Regions from separate parts of the Homo sapiens genome. Here region 1 is linked to region 2. A link is a loop called in an ENCODE intact Hi-C map of the cell type or tissue named here. Cell type or tissue: gastrocnemius medialis. All regions are shown on one strand. Each heading gives the region's core, and the rest is flanking DNA. Links, peaks and the distances in the headings are about the cores only.

The links. Peaks named below come from ENCODE experiments on the same cell type or tissue, not always from the same donor. Only the 100,000 strongest peaks of a DNase experiment are listed, where the experiment ranks them.
Region 1: it touches region 2 in a loop (4-fold over the local background); 2 of 110 quality-filtered maps call a loop at or near these places.

Annotation. Positions count from the first base shown.
Region 1 is chr11:112,463,727-112,470,583 of GRCh38, forward strand. LOC107984389 (a long non-coding RNA gene) reads left to right here and starts at 1,226. Exons shown (of 3, transcript XR_001748387.1): 1 at 1,226-2,561. In gastrocnemius medialis, for the core only: no CTCF peak of the experiment used is centred there; a DNase peak (open chromatin) is centred at 4,175; H3K27ac peaks cover 896 bases.
Region 2 is chr11:112,552,545-112,559,401 of GRCh38, forward strand. LINC02764 (long intergenic non-protein coding RNA 2764) reads right to left here and starts at 3,258. Exons shown (of 4, transcript NR_104155.1): 1 at 3,133-3,258; 2 at 621-817. In gastrocnemius medialis, for the core only: a CTCF peak has its summit at 3,357 (motif pointing left); a DNase peak (open chromatin) is centred at 3,271.

The sequences.
Region 1 (6,857 bases), core at 1,729-5,728, 89 kb before region 2:
TCCTTCTACCTTCCCAGACTCCAGTGTTCTCTGTTATATTATACTTTTTACTTCTACGAGATCAACTTTTTTAGCTCCCACATAAGAGTGAGAACATGTGGTGTTTAACTTTCCGTTCTTGGCTGATTTCACTTATAACCTCCTCCAGTCTCGTCCATATTGCTGTGAATGGCAGGATTTCATTCTTTTTGTGGCTCAGTAGTATTCCATTATGTATATATACCACATTTTCTTTATCCATTCATCTGTTGTTGGACATCTGGGTTGAGTCCATATCTTGGCTATTGTGAGTAGTGCTGCAGTAAACTTGGAGGTGCAGAAGTCTCTTTGATATATTGATTTCCCTTTCTTTTAAAACCCTCATTTCTCCTGCCGGTTCGTGTTAGAATGAAGTCTGAAGTCAGCTTGGTTGTTTCTATTGCTTTGTTGGCAGCCTTTTTGTTTTTTTACTATAAAATTACTATAAAATCTGATTTTTAAAATTCATTCTTTTTTTTTTTTTTTTTGAGACAGAGCCTCGCTGTCCTGACCAGGCTGGAGTGCAGTGGTACGATCTCGGCTCACTGCAAACTCTGTCTCCTGGGCTCAAGCAATTCTCCTGCCTCAGTCTCCTGAATAGCTGGGATTACAGACGTGTGTCACCACATGGCTAATTTTTGTATTTTTAGTAGAGATGGGGTTTCACCATGTTGGCCAGGCTGGTCTCGAACTCCTGACCTCAGGTAATCCACCTGCCTCAGCCTCCCAAAGTGCTGGGATTACAGGCGTGAGCCACCACGCCCGGCCAAAAAATTCATTCTTAAGTAATCAGTATGTCCTAGGCTTTACCCATTACTCACTGGGGAGTTTTGATATCTTGTATTCACAAGAGTATCCCAAATTTTCAATGTACAATGCCCCAACATACTTAGTGGTAGGAATCTCGGATTTTCTCAAGAGTCCTCCTGTGACAGCTACTGTATTCCTGGGAATCTCCAGGGACCCTTTCATGTCCAGCCTCAGTATCCCCCAGCCCCCACCAGTTTCTGAGTCCAAAGGCAGAAACTCTATGGCTCCCAGATGTTGGTTTCATGTTTAACCAGAGCCAGTTCACATGGTTCCAATTGCCCCTTTGTCCCATTCACTGTGGGTGTGCCTCCCGGTGCTGCAGACGGCCTCAAGCTGCTTTTGCCCATGCTGCCCATGGGTGCAGCATCACTGACCTCCTCTGGATTGTCAACTTCCATGGCTCCTTGTCTCTCTGGCCAGTGTGCAGTCACCTTCCTCTGTTTTTGCCCAACTCTGCCAGCTGGAGTTTCCAAAGCAGAACTATCTGACCCTTAATGCCTTTGTCTCTCCCACAGGACTCCTGAGCTCTAAGAAAGTCAAAGGATATACCTAGGCACCTGTTTCCAGTGTACTTGAACATTTTGCAACAGTTTAGAAGCTCTTAGAGTATACTGTGACCAGCAGTTAGGAGGCTGATTTGCTTGGAAGTGAGGAAATAAAGCAAACACAATAAGTACTCATGCTCTCACTTGCATTTTCAGGCAAAAAAGAAGGGAATGACAGGCAAGTGTGTACCCCCTTCTTATGTGAAGCTGTGGCCTGGGCTGTGGCCTGACCTGCGGCCCCTGGAAATCAGACCTTCAGCTCAGAAGTGAGACCCAAGAGGAGCCAACGTCTGTGTTTTGCACAAGATACAGAATGGTTGTTTGTCCACATTTTGGGGAATGAGTGGGCGGGAGCATCAAGGAACAGTTCAGTGCATTGAATCCTTGGGAGCAGCAGAATGCAAGAAAGGGATTTGAAGCAAATATCAGCAGCTGAGAACAGGGAGGTGGAAATCGGAAACCTGAGAGAATCCTTGAGACAAGAGTATGCATGAAGAGCAGGCTTCACAGGGAGACTTCAGAAGGGCTGTGCGCTAGAGGGGACCTCAGTGTGCCAAGCTGACTTGGAGTGGAATGACAGCAAGACAAGCCCTTGAAAAAATGTAGGGGTGGGAAGACAGTACCAGTATGAGGAAGCACAGGGGAAAAAAATGTGCATGATGATTTAAACTGCATTTGCACGGTGGCAGCGTCTGCCTGAGGGCAGAGGGGGCTGTAATTGAAGTTCCAGAAGCATGGAGACATTTAGTGGATGATTAACTCAGGAGATCCTTGTGTTTGTAGATGGAGCAAGGCAACTGACCTGGAGTGGGGGACAGCGAGGGATGCTTCTGGCTTCCCACTGCTCACTGGGAACCAGGTGGCAGCTCTTTGCTTTCTCCTTGTAGGGAGATGCTGGGCTTTGTGTTTACCCCAAAGACAAACACATTCCTCACAGTACTACCAATGCCTTGACTCAAGGGTCACACGGAATATGTCCAGTTGGGGGATGGATGTGTCCCACTCCTCTTGGAAGTCCTCGGTTGTGTCCTGGAGCAGGGCTGCCTGCAGTTTCTTCTAGCTAAGGAGTAGTGGATAACTGCATGAACAGATGAATGAATGGGTGAGAGTGTATGGAGGCCACAGAAGTCACTGTGAGCCTTGGAGGACACTGTCATTGTGACCAACCCCTGGCCTGCTTCTCAAAGGGTAAGTGTATTTGGGTCTCTGTCAGGGTCTGTAGGCTGTCTTGGGCAGTAATCCTCTTTGCCCTGACATCTGCTTTCTCTGGAGCAGTGGGGTTAGCCTCTCTCCATTTTGGGATGTGTGGGCAGGCAGTTAGTGCCTGGAAAAACGGAAGGGTAGGTTTTGTCTCATTCACACACCAAGGAAAGCTGAGAGAAGTGGGGGTGCAGGGGAGCTATTGTTTGTGTCTACCGTCTTTGCCTCAGGCTTTGGGATCCTTACGACAAACGTTGACATCACCAAGGTTAATTCCCTGATTGTATTAGTCCATTTTCACGCTGTTGATAAAGACATATCTGAGTCTGGGTAACTTACAAAGAAAAAGCAGTTTAATGGACTCACAGTTCCATGGGGCTGGGGAGGCCTCACATCATGGCGGAAGGTGAAACACACATCTTACATCACAGCGGCAAAGAGAGAATGAGAGCCAAGCAAAAGGGGTTTCCCCTTATAAAACGATCAGCTCTCGTGAGAGTTATTCACTGCCATGAGAACAGTATGGGGGAAACAACCCCCACGATTCAACTATCTCCCACCGAGTTCCTCCCACAACACATGGGAATTATGGGAGCTTCAATTCAAGATGAGATTTGGGTGGGGACATAGCCAAACCATATCACTGATGCACAGGCTCACATAACCCCAGAAAACACTGGCGAGGTGGGGGTTATGTGGTACAGAATTGCTTTCTATAGCCAGGTCCTCAGGGAGCCTGGGTCTCCCTTCTGCTTCTCCCAGAAGTAGAGGCAGCTGGAGCAGACCTCACCTGATACCTTCCTGCCTGCCACCCAGACCTACACAGAAGGCCCTGGAGCAGCCTCGGCAGCAGGCTGCTGTTTCCACTGGCTAAAGAATAGTCCCAGTCAGAGGACTCCTGGGCTGATGATGGGTGGATGCCTCCTCTTCTGTCTTTTTCTGTCCTCCAGGAACTCATATTTCCTGGTGCAGAAGGGGAAATTAAGCAAACCACTATCATAGATTTACTTTGATTGCACAGAAGTATCTCATCTGCATATATTAGAGTCATATAGGCAATAGCCAAGTACATTAAAAGCATGTTTTCTCAAAATAGAAATCTTCTGGTTTCAGAGAAAAGTTTGACATTGGTGTCTCTTGGCCCATAGATACCTGATAATCACAATGAGCAGATGGAACCTTTCTCATCTGACCTCAGAGGGGCCCAGAGAGGTGCTACTACTGTTTCCCGTAGTCTCCATAACTGCCTGCCACAAGGCTTGACATTCCCACGATATCCATTCATTTAGATTTAAGGAACTGAAGCTCCTTTTAAAAATGTAAATGTTGTCTGGGAAGGGTAACATATTAAACCATAATTTGCATTAGCTTGAATTAATTTATCAGGTTAGCATTAGTCTCCAATGAGTGCTCAGAAGAAGTGGAAATTGGTTTTGATTGGGGCTGAGGAGGGGAGCTGAGGGACACAGCAGGGAAGGCAGGGCAGGTAAAGCCCTCACAGGGAAGGGAGGCCTGAGCCCACACACCAGCTGTCTGGCTGGGGATGCAGAGCTATGAGCCAGGGCACTGGAGCCAACCTTGTATGCAGTTGCTTTTTCTAGGGACCAGCCTATCAATCATACACATGCCACCAATGCTTTACTTGGTAGTGTCATGATTGCCACATCTGTTTCATCTCCTCTGCCAAAGCCAAGCCTTAGCTTCCTTTGCACCAGTTCTTCTGACTGTTCTCTGCACATGCACGGCGATATCCTTAAGCCAAGGACTAAGTCATCTGATGAAATTGCAGAGCGGCTGGTTTGTTTTGTTGAATACTATTAAAATGAAGAGTGCAACCCAAGTATCCATGGCTTCTATCAGATAGGGGAACAAATGGGGCATCTTTTTTTTACTAGCTCATACTTCTACCTGCTAATGCAGGGCCTCTAGACCATTTCAAAGTCTCGGCCAGTGCGGGCGGGACTGAGACAGAATACGTGGAGCTGCTCTTGTTTATTCAGGGGCAATTCCTCATGAGGGGCCCCCTTTTGCCTGGGGGCTTGGGGATAACTCAGTCCTTGTGACCTTTACCTATTCTCTGTGGTGGGCAGAGCTGGTTCCTGGGGAAGAGGTGAGTGCACAAAGGGCTGAGGAGCTTCTTGGGAAAAGAGACCTAGACCAACCCCTTCTCTTTTGAAGTTCAATGGTATTAGAACTTCTCTGACAGGTTGCAATGGCCTTGAATTGAGGTTCCCGGACATGAGAGAAAGGAGGTCCTGAGGGGACTCACCATAAGGGCAGAAGAAGTGAGGGCCTGTGCTCAACCCTGAGGCCTAGGCACATCCTTAATTCCATTAACCTCACCCTACCTTTACACATGTGGCAAAAAGTCAATGCTGGTTAAGCCCAAGTCTGCTCCTTCACCCCTGCCCTTGAGTGGTGCACAGTGGCTGGGGAAAAACCCAAAATAAGATCCAGATCCTACTGTGGCTCATGTGATGTGATGTGATTTGTATTCTGCCTATGTCTCTGGCCTCATTTCATAATGTGTCCCTGGACTCACTTTGCTCCGGCCACCCTGGCCCTAAACCATGCACACATGGTTCCCACCTCAGGGTCTTTGCACATTTGCACATTCCCACCTCAGCGTCTTTGCTCTTTCCATGTGAAATGTTTCCTCCTCAGATTTTGCATACCTCATTCCTCACTCCATTCAAGTTTCTGTGCCTTCCTTTCTCAGAGAGCCTCCCCTAGCCTCTCTGTAACCCTGATCCCCACCCCATCACTCTCTATCCCTTGCCCTTCATTGACATTTCTGTACCTATGTTTATCTGTTTATTTTCTGTTACTCCTATATCTATGAATGTAAACTCCAAGTGCCTAAAAGAATGCCTAGCATGTTAGTAGATGCTCAACAAATACTGTTTGAATGAATAATAAATGCAAGAAAGTGAAAAATTCCAAAATTCTGACTATAATCACAAAATGGCAGTATAAAGTGTTCTGAGATAAAGTGGATAGCGGGATGCCATTTCATGACATTGACCACAAGGTAAAAAAAATAGATGGTAGGAAGCCCAATAGGTAACAATGATTACAGAGGCGCCACCATAGGAATGAGAAGGAAAGGGAATGGAAGTTGAGCTAAGGAGCAGTGTCAGATACTGTAGATGTCTCTCCCTTAAACTGGACTTCTGCAACAGCTCTTATCAATTCCCCTGCTATTCTTTCCCAGGCGACTTCTAATACCCTCATGGAGAAGTGCTCTTGCAGGTTGCCACTCAGAGTTACCAGGCATTCCCAGATAAACTGAAGCCAGAAGCAGGCTCAGCATTGGCTCAAGCTCGAAGCTCCCACTGTGGAACAATCTTAGGACCCTGTAGGAAAAAGCCGTTCCATCCTGTGGTGGTCATGGAAGAATATAAGGGGAAGGGGCCTTTAAAAGTTACAGCAAGGGTATTCTGACCTCTTGAAGGACATTGGCACTTTTGTTTTCATTTTAAGTGAGTGCATTTGGCTTTTTCCCTCTACGTCCTTTTAGAGTCCCAGGCTAAGCAGAGAACAGAAAGGCAACTCATAACCCCGGGACAGAGCACTGGATACGTTGTGGAAAAAGCTCCTCTATACAGTGACAAACAATAGGATGTTGCACGATGCTTTCTTCCAACTAATAGGTTCTGAGCAGATCAGGCCCAGGGTGGGAGATAATCTGAGGCAACTACAGATTCTTGGGGAAAGACCTGGGTGAAATGTGAATTCTTCTTGGCTTCAATAGCCTATAATAAAAATAATGACAACAATCATAGAACCAGAGGTCATAAGCTTTGTCAAAACAGGCTTGTTGGTCTTTTTCAAAAATTTTTTTTTACCATTATAACAAGCAGTAGTGCTCAATAAATATTTGTTGAATAGACAAATGAAAAAAATTTATAATACTGACTTGACAGATATAGAGTAGGTGTGTAAGGAAAATGTGAGACATTCTTACTTTCTGCGCAGATGAAACTGACCTTGGTAAAAAATCTGCCCCTCTGGGATCTCTAGAATACATTGATGGGTGGTAGGAGAAGCATTCCTGGAGTGTTTTATACCTGTTGTCACCTGGGATTCGGGATTGGGGCAGAAGTAGGGAGATATAAGTAAGTACTTAGAAAAGAGATTCTTAAACCCTTTCTGTACAACAAAACTCCCTTGAGGTTCTGGGCAAAGTATGATCCCTATGCCCTGGAATATTAACATGCACACAGAGGAAGCGTGGGGTGAGTAGTAAAAGAATGTCACCTATGACCTATATTAATCACTGAT
Region 2 (6,857 bases), core at 1,581-5,580:
AGGCTTGCCTAGGGTGCCATACAGTGTAGCTGATGTCAGTGCACAGGTCTAAGAATGCTGATGAGCTGTGGAATAGGTCAGTTATCCCTGGTTTGGCCTGGAGGAGGGTGTGGCATCTACTTCAGGCCTCTGCTGTCCTAGTTCCTGGTACTAGGAGGACTATATTGCAACTGTATCTCTGCATCCATTAATTGTAGCCATTTTACACCTACACAAGATGATCCCCTAAGATACCAAATTATGCTATCTCCTTGTCTTAAAAACGATCACAGGGCCAGGCGCAGTGGCTCACGCCTGTAATCCCAACACTTTGGGAGGCTGAGGCAGGAGGATTACCTGAGGTCAGGAGTTTGAGACCAGCCTGGCCAACATGGTGAAACCCCGTCTCTACTAAAAATACAAAAAATTAGCCAGGCATGGTGACAGGTGCCTGTAATCCCACCTACTTGGGAGGCTGAGGCAGAAGAATCACTTGAACCCAGGAGGCAGAGGTTGCAGTGAGCCGAGATTATGCCATTGCACTCCAGCCTGGGCAATGAGAGTGAAACTCTATCTCAAAACAAACAAAAATGACCACAGCATGAGGCCTCGGGATGATGGAGAGCTGACCCTTTTCTTACCTCGGTGTGCACCGTCTGTCTCTGTGGGTGTCCTCAAAGCTCCCAGGACCGTGCCATGCTAGTAGCAGCTTCAGTCCCTCTGGGCCCAGCTGTAGAGGTGCCCTCAGGTCAGAGTACTGCAGATGGAACTCAGAAAACTTTGCAAAAGCAGGGGGGAAGAGGGGGCGGGCAGCTTCTGGGAGAGAGGGAGTCGGAGCCTGACAAATGGAGATACCTTGTGTGAGATCAGCAAAAGAGGAGACACAGACACTTGACCTGGTTTGGAATTATTGCAAATCTATCAGGCTCTGTGCAAATTGAGACCATAATTCAGATTGTTCATATCATCACCAGCATCCCCATTTCCATTAAGCCCTGCTGTTCATCTCTCCTGGGCCTGGCTCTGTCCAGCAGCTAATTGAAGGGGTCAAGCTAGCACTAAATCAACAATCCAGTCCAGATAGGTCAGCCCCCACCCCAGTCCTTCCAACTCAGAGGCTGTGGTTAACCTTGAACGGAATCTTATCTCCTCCTCAGCCTCAGGAGAAGCTTCAGTGGAAAGATGCTTGTTAACAGGGCATGGTGGAAAGGGTACTGGACTGGAGGCCGGAAGAAGTGGGTTTGAACCCCAACTCTGCATCTCACTAGCTCTGTGACCTTGGGCAAGTTATAGAAACTGCTGAAACCTTGGGTTTCTCGTCTGTAAAATGAGAAAGATAAAGGGCATACCTGCTCTATCTACCTCAAAGGGTGGTATTAGGCAAATGCTGAAACATAGGCCGAGATGCTTTGAGGTTTATAGAACACCATGCAAATGTGGGTGCTTGTGGGTGCTTCCCTACATGGCCTCCAGGGGTTGTGCCCAGTGAATACCTAGCATCTGTCCAGCTTCTGTTCAGGCTGGCCTTGTCTCAGGTTTGAGGCTCTGTCTCCCTGTGGATCATGTCCCCTCAAGTAGGAGACTCAGAGAAAGAGCATCAGGTACCAATAGGGCTGGCAGCAAATCTGCCAGGCTGAGCGCTGGGCCCTCTCCCCCGGCCCTACTCAGATGGAAAGGGAAGCGGAAAAGGACTTTTATTGAGCACCTACTTGACAGGCTCCTCACTGGCCATTCTTCCTGCGCTCATACACTCTCCTTACCAAATACTTTGAGGTAGCTATCATCATCTCCAGCTTTCAGAGGAAGAAAGTCAGTCATAAAGAAATTAACTCACTTGCCCGCGGTCGCCTAGCCAGTGAGTGGTGGGTCTGAATTAGATTCATTCTGTCTGCCTCAAAGCCTACCTCTTCCAACCTCACCTGCTGACTCTCAACAGACCTTTCTGTACTTTGTCCTGGGGCAGTCAGGGCCAGGGACCAAGTAGTCACCCTCAGGGAGCAGGACTCCTTGCCACAGAGGTAGGGGAATGCTAAGCACAGGTGAGGATTTCCGCCTGCTTTGGAGACTGAGGGCAGCAAGGCATCCTGGGGATTGCCCTGTACCTGTAAGCTCAGGTCTTGGTCCTGCCTGGGGTCAGCCCCCCATGCCTACCCTCTCCCACCTCAGCCCCCTATCTGTGGGTGCACCCATCTTGTTCCCCCTGCACACAGCCTAACTGGGCTCTGACCCATCAAGGAGCTAGGTGCAGGGCACTGTGCTCTAGCCCTTGTCCTCTAGCCCCGGGCCACAGGGTGTGTCCCCATCACTCACCGGGGAGCCAGTGCCAGCCTCATGGCCTCCGAGCAACACAAACCACCCACTGTGGCTGGGGCTCCTTTCCCAGTCCAGGATAATCATTTCAATGGAATGTTTTAAAGAGTCCTTTTCTAAATTAAACTAATAAATGGGATAGTAGCCGAGAGGCAAGAAGGGTCTCTGCTTAACATTGAAATAGAAATTAACCAGAAGGGGGAAAAATAATGTCCCCAGAGGTTATCAGGAGGCGATTTGAATCCTGTTCCCCTGTGGATGGAGTCATCTGAAGTCTAGCTGGGTCTGCCTGCTGTGAGGACCTCAGATGCTAAGGGGAAAATGAAGTCAGCTGCCACAGATGCCCCAACTCCCAGCTATGAGAAAAACTCTGGAAGGTGGACTTCATTTTCCATGTTTTATTCAAGATTTTTTTTTCAGATATGTCTCGTGCTCAGACTCTGAGATACCACAAAAGCATCCAAACCCAGCCTGTGACATTCACCCTCGTTCCTACCACCTCCCTTGCTGAGGAAGGTCCTTTGACTCTTCTTCCAGAGGAAAAGAATAAAAAATCAGAACCCAAATGGCTATGGAAAGGGCCCTCTCTACCCTTTCAGCTGGGACGGGTCATGGCCTTGTTCAGTGCCCACTGTGGGGGCTCTGGTTCCAGGACTGACTCAGGGCTACTTCAGCTTCTATCTGGCCATCTGACCGGGGTGGCATTCGAGGGGAAGTGACATAGCCTCCTGCCACTAGCCGGGAAGGGCCATCAGGTGAACAGCTGCCTCTGGTTGTCTGAGACACCTCATTAAGGTGACATTGGTAGCCACCTGCAGAGGCACAATTTGAGGTGTAGCTTACCCTGGTCTCACCTCTGCCCATCCAGGCTGCTGGCTGCTTCCTCTGCTCCTGGGGAGTTGGCCCCAGCCCACCAGGACCTCCTCTCAGCTTAATGTTCTCCTCCAGTTCCCCTTCCATGTGCTGACTGAGTATGGACCTCACCCGCAGCATACAAAGGTTTGCTGGTTGGTAGGCCAGACTATCAGGGCCCCTCACCCTTCTGGCTGCTCAGGTGTGACCCCTGCTGGTGGGAGTTGAGCTGGCCTGGGGGAACTTTTCTGGGACTGGTCGCTGTAGCTTTGAGTCTGTTTCTGGCAGGAGCAGGCTCTGCTGTGTTTGTGTACATTTGTTCAATCAGTGGACACCCGGGATTCCTGAGAAAGCTCCAAAGGCAGCTGTAGCCACAGTAGAGAGATAGCCATCCTGCCCTCTGCTAGGCTGGCCTCACGGGAATCATGTCACATAGGCCCCTCCAGGCCACAATCAGGGCTCCTTTAAGAAAGGCAGACTCTATACATCAAACCACAGCACCCTGTGCTCATCGAATCATGTGATAGGTAGAGAGGAATGCCCAGTCCTAGCCTTCCTATGGGACATTCCTTCTGATTGACACCAAGGCGTAATGACTGGTAGAAATTCAGTGCATTCATTATCTCCATGGGTACGTTTTTTAATGGAGAAGGGCCTGAAGCCAGCAATGATTTGACCTAATTCCAGAGCAAAGAGTTGGTTCCAGTGTCAAGCCTGCAATGGAGTGATGATTCTAGGATAGGGTTGGGCCAGAGCCTTTCTAAGAACACCAGTGGTAGCAGACGACACTACTTACGGAGTGCTTACTGCGTGCCAGGCATGCTCGTTTAAAATGATCTGCTAGTAAGCATCTTGCCGTCGTCCTGCATTTGAATTCTGATCTGTCACCTGGTAGCTGCGGTCTTTGGGCAAGCCTCTTACCCTCTCTGAATCTTAAGTCCTTCTGGAGGTAAAAAGACGTACTTCACAGAGGAATTGAGATGATTACATTTATATGATCCTTGTATGTGCTAATCACAAAGGCACAAGCCTCCTTGTCCAGTGATTAGCACATATTCAACATTCAATAAATGGTAGTAGCTCTTTCATTTCATCCATTTCCTTTTTCTTTTTTTTGTAAAATGAGCATGATTTTGTGAGGCTAAGTGAAAAAAATATAGGGTATTAGTGCTTTGCAAATTGGAAGGGGGATATGCGATGTGTTTATTATTGATGTGATTTCTCACCCTAGGCAGTAACACACTTCTCCCCTCACTGCAACCTCGGCCCCCAGCAGAGCAGCTCTCCTACCTTCTGAGTCTGGCCCCCATCTAGCAGATGAGAGGGAGAACACATCACGCTCAGGAGCCAGACAGGCCATGCAGCGGTACCATCCAATGTTGTTCCCTCCCAGAATCATCCCCAGATTCGCCTTTGACTCCTGTGATGGTATCTCATTGGATAAGCCAAACTGATTAGCCACGTCAGAAAGTTTTTTATTCCCAAAGTTCAGAGAGCACTCTCCACATTGCTTCTCTGTGCCTTTCTTTGTGAGAGGAAAGGAATTAGAGTGGATCGTATCAAGGTGAAGGTAAGTCCCATTCTCTCCCTGCTTCCCTGAGAGCCAGCCTGGACCTGCTCGGAGGAACACTATCTTCTTATAATTGCATTTCCTTTCTGTCCTCTAAAAGCTTTTGTGCACTACTCCTTCACCGATTCATAGTAATACACTATTTGGTCGGCCTTCTTTTCTCATTTCCTTTGCTTTATTTGGTGGCTGTTCTCGTTTTTTTGCAGACTCTACTCAAATACATTTGATATAAAGGAAAAAACTTAGGATTTAGCATCGGGAAACTCAGTTCTGACACTAGCAGGGTGATTTTGGTAAAATCACTTAACTCCTTTGTGCCTCTGTTTCCTTCATTTGGTAAAATGGGATTAATAATCAAATTACATAATAGACATTAAACTGCCTTGTAAACAATAAGTGCCATATAAAACTAGTTACAAGTCTCACAGCCTCTGAGTCCTCTTCCTTCTTGGCCTGGATCTTTTTCTTCCTAGCTACTCAATACAATGAAGACAGAGAAAAGCTAACATTTATTTAGAAACTGAATAACCAAAAAAAAAACAAAACCACTAAGTGCCAGGTGCATTTATATGTAGTATTCATTTAAGAAGTTTTCTCTTTGTTATGGAGATTTAAAAAACTTGCCTCAGTTTAATGTTATTGGTTCAACATTACACAATGATTAATCGGAGGATTTGAATTCCAATCTGTCTTGATTCAAGAAGCGAGGCTTTTCTGCTTGTGGTAGGAGGCTAAATAACGGCCCCTTGCAAATATGTCCATATTTTCATTTCCGGGACCTGTGAATGTTACCTCATATGGCAGAAGGGAATTTGCAGATGTGATTAAATTACAGATCTTGGGATGGGAACTTTATTCTGGATTATTGTGTGGGACAGATGTCACCACAAGTGTCCTTGTAAAAGAGAAGGTGCTATGAAGACAGTAGCAGAGAGAGATGGAGAAAGTGACCACGAGCCAAGAAATGCAAGAAATACAGCTGTGGTAGCTTGAAAAGCAAGGAAATGGATTCTCATCTAGAGTTTCCAGAAGGAACCAGCCTTGCTGACACCTTGCCTTTAGGCCAGTGAAACTGATTTCCAATTTCTCGCTTCCAGAATTAGAATAAATCTATGTTGTTTTAAGCCCCCAAGTTTGTGGTAATTTGTTATTGCAGCTGCAGGAAAAGAATACACCATTCTATCACGCTGTGCCCTTCACCATTTCATATCTCTTTGCCACCTAAAAGGTCCAAATTATAGCCTTTCCCAAGCTCTCCCATGTCCTAGGGTGACAGACTGTTCTTCCCAGTCAAAGCAATTGGCTGGCAAATACTTAACAGATACCTACTAGGAGACCAACCCTGTGTAAGACATTAGTTATCTGTGGTGCAACTCTAAAATGCAGTAGCTCAAAACAGTAAACATTTTATTACCTCCCACAGTTCTGTGGGTCAGGAAGCCAAGTGGTTCCGGTTCAGAGTCTCTCATGGGGCCTCAGTCAAGATGCTAGCTGGGGCTGCACTTATCTGGAGGCTTGCCTGCGGCTGGAGGATCTACTTTCAAGATGGAAAAAAAGGTTTAGGACTTAGCATTTTAAAATGTCTGACATTTCTTTCATTCTATAGTAAGTGATTCACGCAGTTGTTGGCAGACCTCAAGGGCTATTCATTGGCAGGAGGCTTCGGTTCCTCACCATATGGGCCTCTCCATTGGGCTGAGTGTCCTCATGACATGGCGGTTACCTTCTCCCAGAGTAAAAGATCACACAGAGAGAGGGGGGCGGGAAGATAGGAAGCACCATGTTTTTATGACCTACTCTCAGGAGTCATATATGCTGTCACTGCCGCCACATTCTAATTGTTAGAATCAAATCACTAAGTACAGCCCACATTCAAAAGGAGGAGAATTAGGCTCCACTTTTTAAAGAGACAAGGATTTGTGAACATATTTTAAAACCACCACCGGAGTTTATGGTAGAGATGACGGACCTGAATATTCCCACACTAGGAAACAACACAGGCCAGGCTCTAACAACAAGCAGAACTGAACTGTCTCTGGAGTGAGGATGCGGAAAGTGAAGGTGAGGACTCCAGTGGTCAGGGAAGTCCTCTGGGAGCCAGGTGTGGAAGAATGGGTAGGAAGTTAAGAAAAACAGACACCACCTC